Linked DNA regions of Homo sapiens: region 2 is linked to region 1. Evidence: chromatin contacts called from ENCODE Hi-C or POLR2A ChIA-PET data. All regions are on one chromosome and are shown on one strand. Each heading gives the region's core, a stretch centred on a gene start or an enhancer-like site at or near the end of the contact. The rest is flanking DNA. Distances are from core to core; before and after follow the strand shown. Region 1 overlaps ELK3 (ETS transcription factor ELK3). Region 2 has its middle 29 kb from the start of LINC02452.

The links. Hi-C counts contacts between places; a loop is a spot of excess contacts on that map. ChIA-PET counts read pairs that join two places held with the same protein, here RNA polymerase II (POLR2A).
Region 2: a loop to region 1 is called in a map of endothelial cell of umbilical vein, with 2.5 times the contacts of the local background. The contact joins two enhancer-like sites. A Hi-C loop is called at or near these places in 1 of 168 maps with a recorded cell type or tissue (endothelial cell of umbilical vein). POLR2A ChIA-PET finds 5 or more read pairs at or near these places in 1 of 52 experiments (activated CD8-positive, alpha-beta memory T cell).

What each region holds. Positions count from the first base shown.
Region 1 is chr12:96,256,737-96,262,129 of GRCh38, forward strand. ELK3 (ETS transcription factor ELK3) reads left to right here. Exons shown (of 5, transcript NM_005230.4): 4 at 2,995-3,117. Among named protein-coding and RNA genes, the nearest start is that of ELK3, 65 kb to the left of the region's middle. Within about 2 kb of position 2,020, at least 11 of the 41 ENCODE cell types and tissues checked have a DNase peak (open chromatin) inside an H3K27ac peak, as active enhancers do; they include endothelial cell of umbilical vein, where a contact is called at or near this core.
Region 2 is chr12:96,140,767-96,146,159 of GRCh38, forward strand. No RefSeq gene overlaps it. Among named protein-coding and RNA genes, the nearest start is that of LINC02452, 29 kb to the right of the region's middle. Within about 2 kb of position 2,790, at least 4 of the 41 ENCODE cell types and tissues checked have a DNase peak (open chromatin) inside an H3K27ac peak, as active enhancers do; they include endothelial cell of umbilical vein, where a contact is called at or near this core.

The sequences.
Region 1 (5,393 bases), core at 770-3,269:
ATAAGAAATCCCATCTGGTTGAGGGGAGATCAGGAAAGTGTCCTTGGAGGAGGTGGCATTTTGATGGGCAGAGGAAGGCAAGAGGAGGAGGCAGCGGGCCGGGGCAGGGGTGCACAGGTGGGCATGCCTGGATGCCAGCTCACCCTGGCGAGCTCAGATGTGCAGGCTTTTTAGGAGACTCTATGAAGTGGAAGTGGAAGATGAACTGAGTGGGGAAAATGAAAAGGGGATCTTGGGATGAGGGTCTTACTCTTTGCAAATGCATTGCCTGTGGCATCTCCTTTCCCAGCAGCCGTGGGATCAGGAGCTCCTTATCTGCCATGCTTGTTAAAACGAGACTGTCTTTGGGGAAGGAAAGAAAACAGCACTTTTTGCTGTGGCTTCTTTAGCCCTTGGCCCTCAGGCTCAGCCCACTCTGCCTGACTCCAGGAGCGTGTGGAGAGAGGCTGTGAAGTCTCACACTGTCCCGGAGATAACCCAGAGCAGGTGTTATAGGAACTTTCCTTAAAAAAGCAACCACATGGTTCTTTAAGGCCACAGGATTTTCAGGGAGAACTTCAGGGATAGAAGGGAGAGGAGGGAATGAAATCATTTTACAGTGTTTATTTGCATATATTATAGAAGACATTTCAGACATATTAAAGATGAGAAACAAGAAGGCTACAGTAGTCTGAGTACATCCTGTATTCCTAAGAAACAAATGTGCAAACATCTCAAATCCAGACATGGGTATACGTTTTAGACCAGAGAAATAGAAATTCTAGACCTTGTACATTGCTTAGAGGATTAAAAAGGAATGGGCATATGATGGCCATGGAGGAGAGAAGGATAGCTGTGTTTTGTGGTTTAGAAGATTGTCTCTTTAAAGCTTTGAGAGCCTTCATTGATGGATAAACTAGGAGGCCTTGAACACACTGGTTATTAAATGTTAATGTGACATATTGAGGTTGGAACCTTGCTCCAGAGTAACATGCAAATATTAGTTTTCAGAACACCTGAGCTTGTGGCCTTGAGCCTAACACAACTGACAGTAGCCTCCAAGTCCAGGCTGACTCAGTTGAGTTGGTCTGTTTCAGAGGATTAAGTCCTTCTCTGTATACAGTTGAGAATTTCTCCCTCACATAGATGAAGTACGTTTAGTAAGTATGTCATGTATACTTTCAATTAATTACCAATCCATTTATTCATTCAAAAACATGTATGAAGTACCTAGCCAGATAACTGCCTCTGGCACTTGTTGAGCATTTCTATATGCCAGGCACATATCTTATAAGAGCTTGCAGTAGATCAGCTTATTTAATCTTCCCAACAACCCTGTAACGTGGGCATTTTTATTCTCCCCATTTTACAGATGAGGCAACTGAGACAGAGAGAGGTTAGGTGGCTTGCCTGAGGTTACCTGGCTGGGAAGTAGTGGTTCTGAGATTGGAACCCTGGCAGAGCTCATGCTGAGCCGTGAAGTTTTAACTGTTAGGCCAGATGGCCTGGCATGCTTGTGAAATTGCCTTGGACTAGAACAAATGGGAAGCTTATTCAAAACATGTATTTATTCTAGTAACCTCATAGGTCATTCAGTATGTAGGAAATGCCATGGAACCAACGACTCAAATAATTTGGTATAAATGTGTTTACATTTCAGCAGCTTCACAGTTTGAGGAACTTTGGATGTTTGTCTCCATTCTGCTGAACAGAGCAGACCTTTCAATTTAGGTTTAAGCCAAATGCTGTTGGTAATTAATGATGCTACGGAGGCCAATTCTAGGAAAAAATAACACTTTAGCATCCAGCATGGTGCAGTCTGAAAGGCTGGCGCCTTTGCTGTGGTTCTTCTTACACAAAGCACCTTATTGACATCACAAAACCACTGAGGGACTCCTTCTAGTCACCAAAGGTACAAAACCACCCTGGGCCGGGGAGTTTGTCTCCACTGAGAATAAAAGCCATGCAGACTTAGCAGCTGGGCGGGTGTTTCTTCTGCCCTCCTGCTGGCTTGCAGGCCAGGACTCCTGCTGTGTGTGTGCAAGAAATTCAGTCCTTGGAACTCCCCTGGGAAACCCAGGGTTTTGGCTTTATACCCAATCTGACAAGAAAGGGCCCTCCCTGCCCCCACCCAAACCATTGCCAGGGCAATGAATTCTCATCAACTCCACATCCGGAAGGAATCTGGAAAACCCGGCTCAGAGCTTCTGAAGAGGCTGCTACAGGGTATTTTAACAGCAAATCCCAAAGCCTTAACAGCTGTTGATATGGAGACCATTTAAAAACGTGTGTTCGTAACCCAAGTAATAGATGTCCACTGTAGAAACACAGGAAAATATAGATAAGAAGAATTAAAGCCCCTTTATGGGATCCTATTTTGTTTGTATACTAATCCTTGTTTAATCTGGGAAGGGGAACAAGTTAACAAACCATTCGGACGAAAGTTGATACAAACTTGAATTTTCCACCAGAATGTTTAGGGAAGGTAATGTGTCAATACCTTTTTCCTTTATGAAAAAAGTGTTAATAAAATTAGCATTGAAGAAAACTAGCCAGCCAGGTATGGTGGCTCACGCCTGTAATCCCAGCACTTTGGGAGGCTGAGGTGGGCAGATCACTTGAGGTCAGGAGTTCGAGACCAGCCTGGCCAACGTAATGAAACCCCTTCTCTACTAAAAATACAAAAATTAGTCGGTGGTGGGTGCCTGTAATCCCAGCTGCTTGGGAGGCTGAGGCAGGAGAATCGCTTAAACCCAGGAAGTGGAGGTTATAGTGAACCAAGATCGCGCCATTGCACTCCAGCCTGGGTGACAGAGCGAGACTGTCTCCAAAAGAAAAGAAAATTAAAATTAAACTGTTCACAGCCCCTCAGAATTAACGTTGCCAGTTTTCCTGAGATGGTAAGGTCGTTTCCTGGCCCATGCCTAGCCTACCTAACCTCTCTCTGCTGCTCTGTTGATCATGGCCCAAGTCAGGTGAACCTATATGAAGAAGTCTGTTTGCTTTACTTCCCAGACACCAAATGGATTGCTTCTGACTCCGAGTCCACTGCTCTCCAGCATACATTTCTGGAGCAGCCTTAGTCCAGTTGCTCCGCTGAGTCCTGCCAGGCTGCAAGGGCCAAGCACGCTGTTCCAGGTGAGCGTTTGGAAATGAACTTTTGAACATTAAGCTTCTGAGGGATGGTTTTTTCTCTAAATCCTGCAGAGGTAACGGTGAGTTTTGCCATATGTTGAGTTGAAATATTAAATGTCCAGAGGGGGTTCATGTTAGTGGGGTTGCACGCCCTTCAGAGGCAGACATTTTCATTGAGGCAGAAATTGCAGACTCATGCCAGACACCCATACGTGGAACAATTAGTTCTTAAAGTGTTTTGCATATTTTCATTTGTCTATGAAAACAGGAAATTTATTAAGGAAAAGGCAAAACTTTAAGAATTATTCTTTAGGCCAGTGTGATGGCTCACACCTGTAATCCCAGCACTTTGGGAGGTTGAGGGTGGGAGGATTGTTTGAGCCCAGGAGTTTGAGACCAGCCTGGGCAACACAGCAAGACCCCATCTATATTTAAAATAAAATGAAAATAAATATTATTATTTATAAAAGTCCACAAAAGACTTTAAAATATTAATCCTCCTAGTTAATGTAGCAACTTGTTTGACATAAAGTGAAAATAAAAATAGTGAACAATTTCCCCATCCTGGGATAGAAAAATTACTTGCATCATTTTATGAATCATCATTAAGTTCTCCTTGTTCTGTAATGAAAAAGGAGAATCCAGGGCATTTGGTTAAAAAATAATGAAGACTTAGCTGCTTTATCTTATAGAACTCTCCATACTAGGCGAGCACCTTCATTATTCATTCACACACCAGAATCTTGCAGGACCGTCACTTGCTATCATGGAGAAATCAGTATTTCCTCCTTGAGACCCATAGATCATTACTCACTGATTAAGGTGTTACTGTTTGAATATGTTGAGTGCAGGTGGAAAGAATCCTAGGGACAGGACTGAAGAAAAGGTGGACCCAGTGCAAACTCCCTCTTTCCCAAATTCTAGCTTTTCTCATCGTCCCTGCCTGTATCCTGTGCCCCACAGTGTGGCTTACCCCAAGTTAGTTGCAGCTCTTTGGATACCATTTCATCTAGCACGTGGCACTTTGTATTATGATTGCCTGTTGATCTGGCAATCTTTCTCACTAAACTATGGGCCCTCGAGACCAGAATGGAATCCTGTTCACTGTGGTGTCCCCAGCATCTGGCACATGGCTTGGTACACAAGTGAGGCTCAGTAATAATTGACTGTCTAAATGAATTCACAAAGAGAAGTCTGAGAAAGGCCAGTATTAATAGCAAGTCTTCATGATCATCTGAGCTGGTCATTTTGCTTGTCAAGGTTAATGTCTGCTGAGTACCTCCTCTGTGCCAGGAGCTGTACATGCTGGGATTCAGGGTCTCTTTGTAAGGGTGGAGCTAAAGAGGTTTTGATTGCCATCTTGCTTCTTTGGTTTCCTAGTGGAGTTAGGGTAGGGTGTCATGAAGTGACCATATCCTTGGAGTAATTGGGTTTCTATCTCTTTCACAGCCCTTATTCCCATCACAACAACTTGAGCTATAGTCATGTTGATTTTTAACAATTTCAGCTTGGGTAGGAAAAGAGAAACTAGAAATAGCAAAAAGCAATGAGCAAATGTTGTATTAGGAAAGTTTAAAATTAGGAATACTAATCTTTTGGTGGAGAGATAAAAACACCTCATTTCCTGAAAGTCTTAAGATTAGAGCAGCAGAATTCTAAAATTAATAGAATAGAAAGAAATTGTTTGGTTACAGTAAACTCCATGGCAGTAGGGATTGTTATACTACTCTAATCCTAGAATCTAACACAGAGCTTCTGTAGAGTTCAGTAGGTATTTGTGAATAATAAGTGGCCTCTCATTTCTCTCCTTACTGGGAATTCTGCCACCTGATTGGTGCAGGCCTTGGCAACCTCCTAGGAAAGCAATGGAGCACTATTGGCTGGGGGTTCTTTGGGATTCCTTGTCTTAGATACCTTTTCCAGCCCAACACTCCCAACAGGAAATGATGGTTCATGTCTACAGTGATTCGACACGTTATCAGGATCTCTGGGAGTTGGGATACGTGCATCCGCTCGTTTCTTCAGTCCTCAGTCACTACTGTAGACCAATGGTTCTCAAAGTTAGCATGCAAAATAATCTCCTAGAGGGTGAGTTAAAATAAAGATTGCAGGGCCCCACTCCCAGAGTTTCTGACTCAGTAGGTCTGGGATAGGGCCTGATAAAAACTTTTTTTTTTTTTTTTTTTGAGACAGAGTCTCACTCTGTTGCCCAGGCTGGAGTGCAGTGGTGTGATCTCTGCTCACTGCAATTTCCACCTCCTGGGTCCAAGTGATTCTCT
Region 2 (5,393 bases), core at 1,540-4,039, 120 kb before region 1:
GCCTGGTAGCCATTTCTTTGATCTACCGCCTACCTTCCATGTGAGGCTGTGCTCTGCAGCCCCTCCCAAGACTCCAACCTCATGGCCTCTAGAGTGGGCACATGATGCTCATCTGGGCCAACTAATTCTCTATTCTAGGCATGTAAACCTGGAGCAGAAACACAGAGGGACAAGTGCAGTTAGTTAAGTCATGGCATGGCAACGCCTAAAAAGATGGTCCAGGAGTTCCTGCCACTGCTCTTGCTTATCTCCAATCATTTCCAGGGCTTAACATTTCAGCTCTTCCTTTCTACTCATTTAGTCATCCCACAAATAATTCTGAGCGTACCATGTGTGCTGGGCACTGTCCTAAGTCTGGTGATAAAGCAATGAGCAAGAATGACAATGTCCCTGCCTGCATGGAGTATGTAGTCTAAGGAGGAAGACTGATAACAAACAAGTGAACAAGGCAGTTTCAGACTACACAAGAGCTGTGAAAGAAATCAGCAAGGTAGGTGATGGAGCCCAGCTGGGGAGGCCACACCAGACAGGGTGGTTAGGGAAATCCTCCATGAGCTGCCCATAATCTTCACAAGAATCCTCCTTCTTGCTTTAAGCAGCCAGTTATTTTCTGTTGCTTGCCATCGAGCCCTCCTAACAGACACATAGAACAAAAGGAATTCATCAGGCCTGATCACAACCTGGAAACAATAGCCTCTGGATCATGAGGCCTTCGTGTTCTGAATCTGTATGTCCATACAATATCTTGATAACTCATTTGACTTACCCAGAGGAAAAAAGATCTAGAGAGTATATGAACAGGCATATACCATTAATCTAGGGAAAAGGTGTTCTGGAAAGCATATGAAAGTTTTCCTGCTACTGCATACTAATGAAAGAGCTTTCTGGAACAAATCTGACTTGTCCGAGTCTAGGCAGTATGAGTCAGTTCTCCCAGGGTCTGAGGTCATCCCTGGATGAGATAACAGCTCCGGACAGACAGAACTGGGAGGTCAGTTAGTACCGGGGAAATGCACCAAGGTTCCACAGCCCATGGAGTCTGGCTTGGTGAGTTTGCACATCTTATGCATCCTCCTTTAATGCTGGAGGGTAATCCTGAAGTCATCTAAGCCTCATGGTATTAATGAGGAAAGCTAGGCCTGAAGAAGTGAGGTGACCCACAGGACTGACCACAGCTCACACAGTTAGTATTTGGGATCCTTTGTAGGACCCAGATTGACAACTCAGGGTAGCCATGCCTCTGCATTTACCCGGTCAAGAACCAGTGTGTTTTCATTTTGGGGCCCTGGCAATAAACTCCAGCTACTACAAGCATGGGACAAAACATTAAGACAAACCAAACCATTTTTTTTATTCAATGCATGGTGGCCAAGGATCTAGCATATGATGGGAGATGGGGCTCGAAAAGTAAATTTGAACCAGGTGGTGAAAGGCCTTGAATGTCTTGTTGTAGGACGTGGACTTGCCCTTAGGAGCTAGGAACCTTGAAGATTTTTAAGCAAGGGAAATGATGCGATCATATCTGTGTTTTAGAGAACCAAATCTGATGGGAAAGGGGAGGAGCAGAAGGTGCCAAAGCAGGATTAGAATGTATATAAACAGTTCAGGTGAGGATGATGAAGGCTTGAACTAGGGCAATGGAAGGAGAGAGGAAGGAAAACATTTAAAAAACACTGCAGGCCGGTCACAGTGGCTCACGCCTGTAATCCCAGCACTTTGGGAGGCTGAGGTAGGCAGATTACAGGTTCAGGAGTTCGAGACCAGCCTGACCAACATGGTGAAACCCCATCCCTACTAAAAATAAAAAAAATTAGCCGTGTGTGGTGGTGTGCACCTGTAATCCCAGCTACTCAGGAGGCTGAGGCAGGAGAATTGCTTAAAGCCTGGAGGCAGAGGTTGCAGTGAGCTGAGATCACGCCACTGCACTCCAGCCTGAGCAACAGAGCGAGACTCTATCTCAAAAAAACACAAAGAAACAAAACAAAACACTCCAGTTCGGGCACAGTGGTGCACGTCTGTAGTCCCAGCTACTGGGGAGGCTGAGGCAGAAGGATGTGCGTTCAAGCCCAGCCTGGGCAAAATAGGGAGACTTTTGACTTCAAAAAACATTCAAGTTAAAAAAATAAAAAGACACTGTAGTAATATCAATCAATAGGCCTTGGGGAAGGAGAAGAGAGAGGGATCTAGTCTGGCTCTACCAAGTAGATGAGGCAAAGGAGGACCAAAGAAGTCGTAGCGGGAGTAAGAGGAATCTGGACAGGCTGACGGATTTAGTTTTAGCCTAGTTTAGTCCCAGTTGTCAGTGGAGCATTCACTGAGATGTGTAACTCCTGGACCTACTGTACAATTTGTAAAGCAGCCTCTGATACTACACACAGGGAGGAGGGGCTGTTTCTCAAAACCCTGTTAAGAATAAATGGTAGAAATTAAGGAAATGGGATAAAAGTGGTTTCAATAAAGAGGAAATTGGGCTGGGTGTGGTGGCTCACACCTGTAATTCCAGTGCTTTGGGAAGCCAAAATGGGAGGATCGCTTGAGGCCAGAAGTATGAGACCAGCCTGGGCAACATAGGGAGACTTTCTCTCTACAAAAAAAAAGTGAAAAATTAGGTGGGCATGGTGACTGAAATGGGACGATCGCTTGAACCCAGAAGTCAAAGCTGCAGTGCACTATGATCATGCCACCGGACTACAGCCTGGGTGATAGAGCAAGACTTCGTCTGTAACATAAATAAATAAAGAGAAATTGATTGGGGGATAACTAGGGCAGAGCAGAAAGAGGAAGGATGCACCAAGGACCGCAGGGGAGAACAGGTCAAAGCAAGTCAGAGACAGACAAGAGGCAGGAGTAACCAAACAGGAAGGAAGAACAAAGGCAAGAAAATGGGGAGGGAGAGACCAGAGTGGGAAAGGGCAGACTTGAGTGTTGAAAGTACATCTCTGTTGGGAGGGTACAACTCTTTTCAAGGTTTCTTTCCCCCACCTCTCTCTTGGAACTGCTTGCCTTCGTTATATCTGTGCAAAAGGGATGTATGCAAAGGAGCCTGCTGGATGGTGGTGGTGGGCTGTCTCCTGGCTCACTTGGAGTTTGTTCATCAATAGTCTTTAGGAAGACTGCTTCTGCCTTAAAAAAATGTTGGGAAAATGTGGAATGTGTATAAGAGGCACACATATCCAACCTCCCCCTGGTATTTTTCTTTATCATCTTCCTCCTCACCTTCCTTTCAGTTTCCCAAGTCAAAAGGGCAGAACTTCCTGTCTGAATTTTAAAGCCTCTGTTGCCTTGATTTTGTTCCTGACTCAATGGAGATGAATTCCGAGTTGAAGACAAACAATTGTGCCTTGTGAACAGTCGCCACGTCGAAAAGACTCAAGAGTACTTTTGCGGAAACCTGTCTCAGGAAAAATTCCCAGTGTGGGAGGGAAGGAGGGTGAACTCCATCCTGGAAGGAGGAATTCCAGTTGCTCTGAAAATGTAATTTTCTAAGTAAATTCATTAAAGTTGAAATGTCTAATAAGAAAGGGGAAGCAAAGTTGGTTGCAAAGGGAGAAATTGCATACTGCAAAGCCACAAATTCCTAAGCAGCAAAATTTCTTTCTTTTTTTAATTTTTTCCAGAGACTAGCTTGAGTGCAATGGTGCAATCATAGCTCACTGCAGCCTTGAACTCCTATACTCAAGTGATTCTCCCACCTCACCCTGCCTAGTAGCTGTGGCTATAGATGTGAGCCACCACACCCGGCTTAAAATTTCTTGGTACTAGAAAAATTGCTCTCATACTGGCAATTTCACCCAGGATCATTGATCTCTTCTGAATGGTGAAAATTGACACCGAAGAGCTTTCTGTGTAAATTGCTGCACAGGGTATGCAGGTATACTGCATGCCCAGCCTTGTGCTTCTTGCCTGGTTGCAAAACCACTTGTATTTCCACCCTCTTGATTCCTAAATTACTACACAAAAACAGAGTTCCTGAGTCTAGGAAGGGGGGAAAAATCCCCTGAAATTCTGTTCTCAGGGTAGAGTTTACCTCTCCTAATATAAAGATTGACACTCAGTAAGAAACATTCAAAGTAGCAGTCATGTTGGGACCAGCCTTTGTGATTGTTTTGCCAGCTCTGCAGAAATTATTTTTTAGGAAGAGTGATGCTCTCTTCTTCGTTCCTGCCCACAACAGCCACAAAATACAATATTCATTATCAACAACAAATATTTATTGCCTATTGTGTGCCATCCACTTGTGCTAGCCACTGGTGTTTTTATTTTTTTTTAAAGTGAAAGTGATTTGAAATGAATTTTCTTCCCGATATTTGAAGTCCTCTAGAAATATTATAAGTTCAAAATTAGATGTCATTGTCCCAGGATGAGATTTCTTTTGAATATGATAAATACTTCTTAAAGTAAAAATGTTTTAAGGATCCCTCTCCACAATATTTTTTTTAGAATCCTCTGATAAAATATTTATTTATGTAATGTCTTCTGGATTATGGTAAAAAAAATTGTTTTTAATATATTTAATTCAGTCAACAAATATTTGAAGGGTACACTATGTATCAGGCACTAATCTGTATGCTGAATAATTCAGTGGTAAGCACTAATAATTATAGTCATAGATATTGAGAGCATTTCATGTACTCATTGTATTAAACATTATGTTAAGGGTTTTATATGTACAGTACTCATTAATTTATTCCTAAAACTCTATAATGTAGATGCCATTAATATTTATATAAATTACATATCATATATCAATATAAACATTTTCTAAATGAGGAAATTAGGGCACAGAGAGGTTAAGGTACTTTCCCCAAGTCACACAGCTAGTTAATGATGGAGCTCAGATTTGAATCTAGCCACCTAGGTCCAGAGCTCCAGCTCTTAAAAAACTGGAAACCCCCACCCTCGTGTAATTTACATTTCTCATAATTCAAGCATATGCTGGTACAGATTCCTTTGCAAGCACACCATGGCCTCGGAGGAGTCTACAGCCCCCAGATTGAAGAAACCAATAGAATTGTAAAAATAAGCACTACACTTAGAGTTGGTCCAAAGACTTGAACTCAAAACCTCTACATATCGGCCAGGCACGGTGGCTCCCATCTATAATCCCAGCACTTCAGGAGGCCAAGGTGGGCAGATCACTTGAGGTCAGGAGTTTGAGACCAGCCTAGCCAATATGGTGAAATCCCGTCTCTACTAAAAATACAAAAATTAGCTGGGTGTGGTGGTGCACACCTGTAATCCCTGCTACTCGGGAGGCTGAGGAATGGGAATTGCTTGAAGCCAGGAGGCGAGATTATGGTGATCCAAGATCACACCTCTGCACTCCAGCCTGGGTGACAGAGTGACTCTGTCTTAAAAAAAAAAAAAAGTCTACAAATCATTTAGCCTTTTTG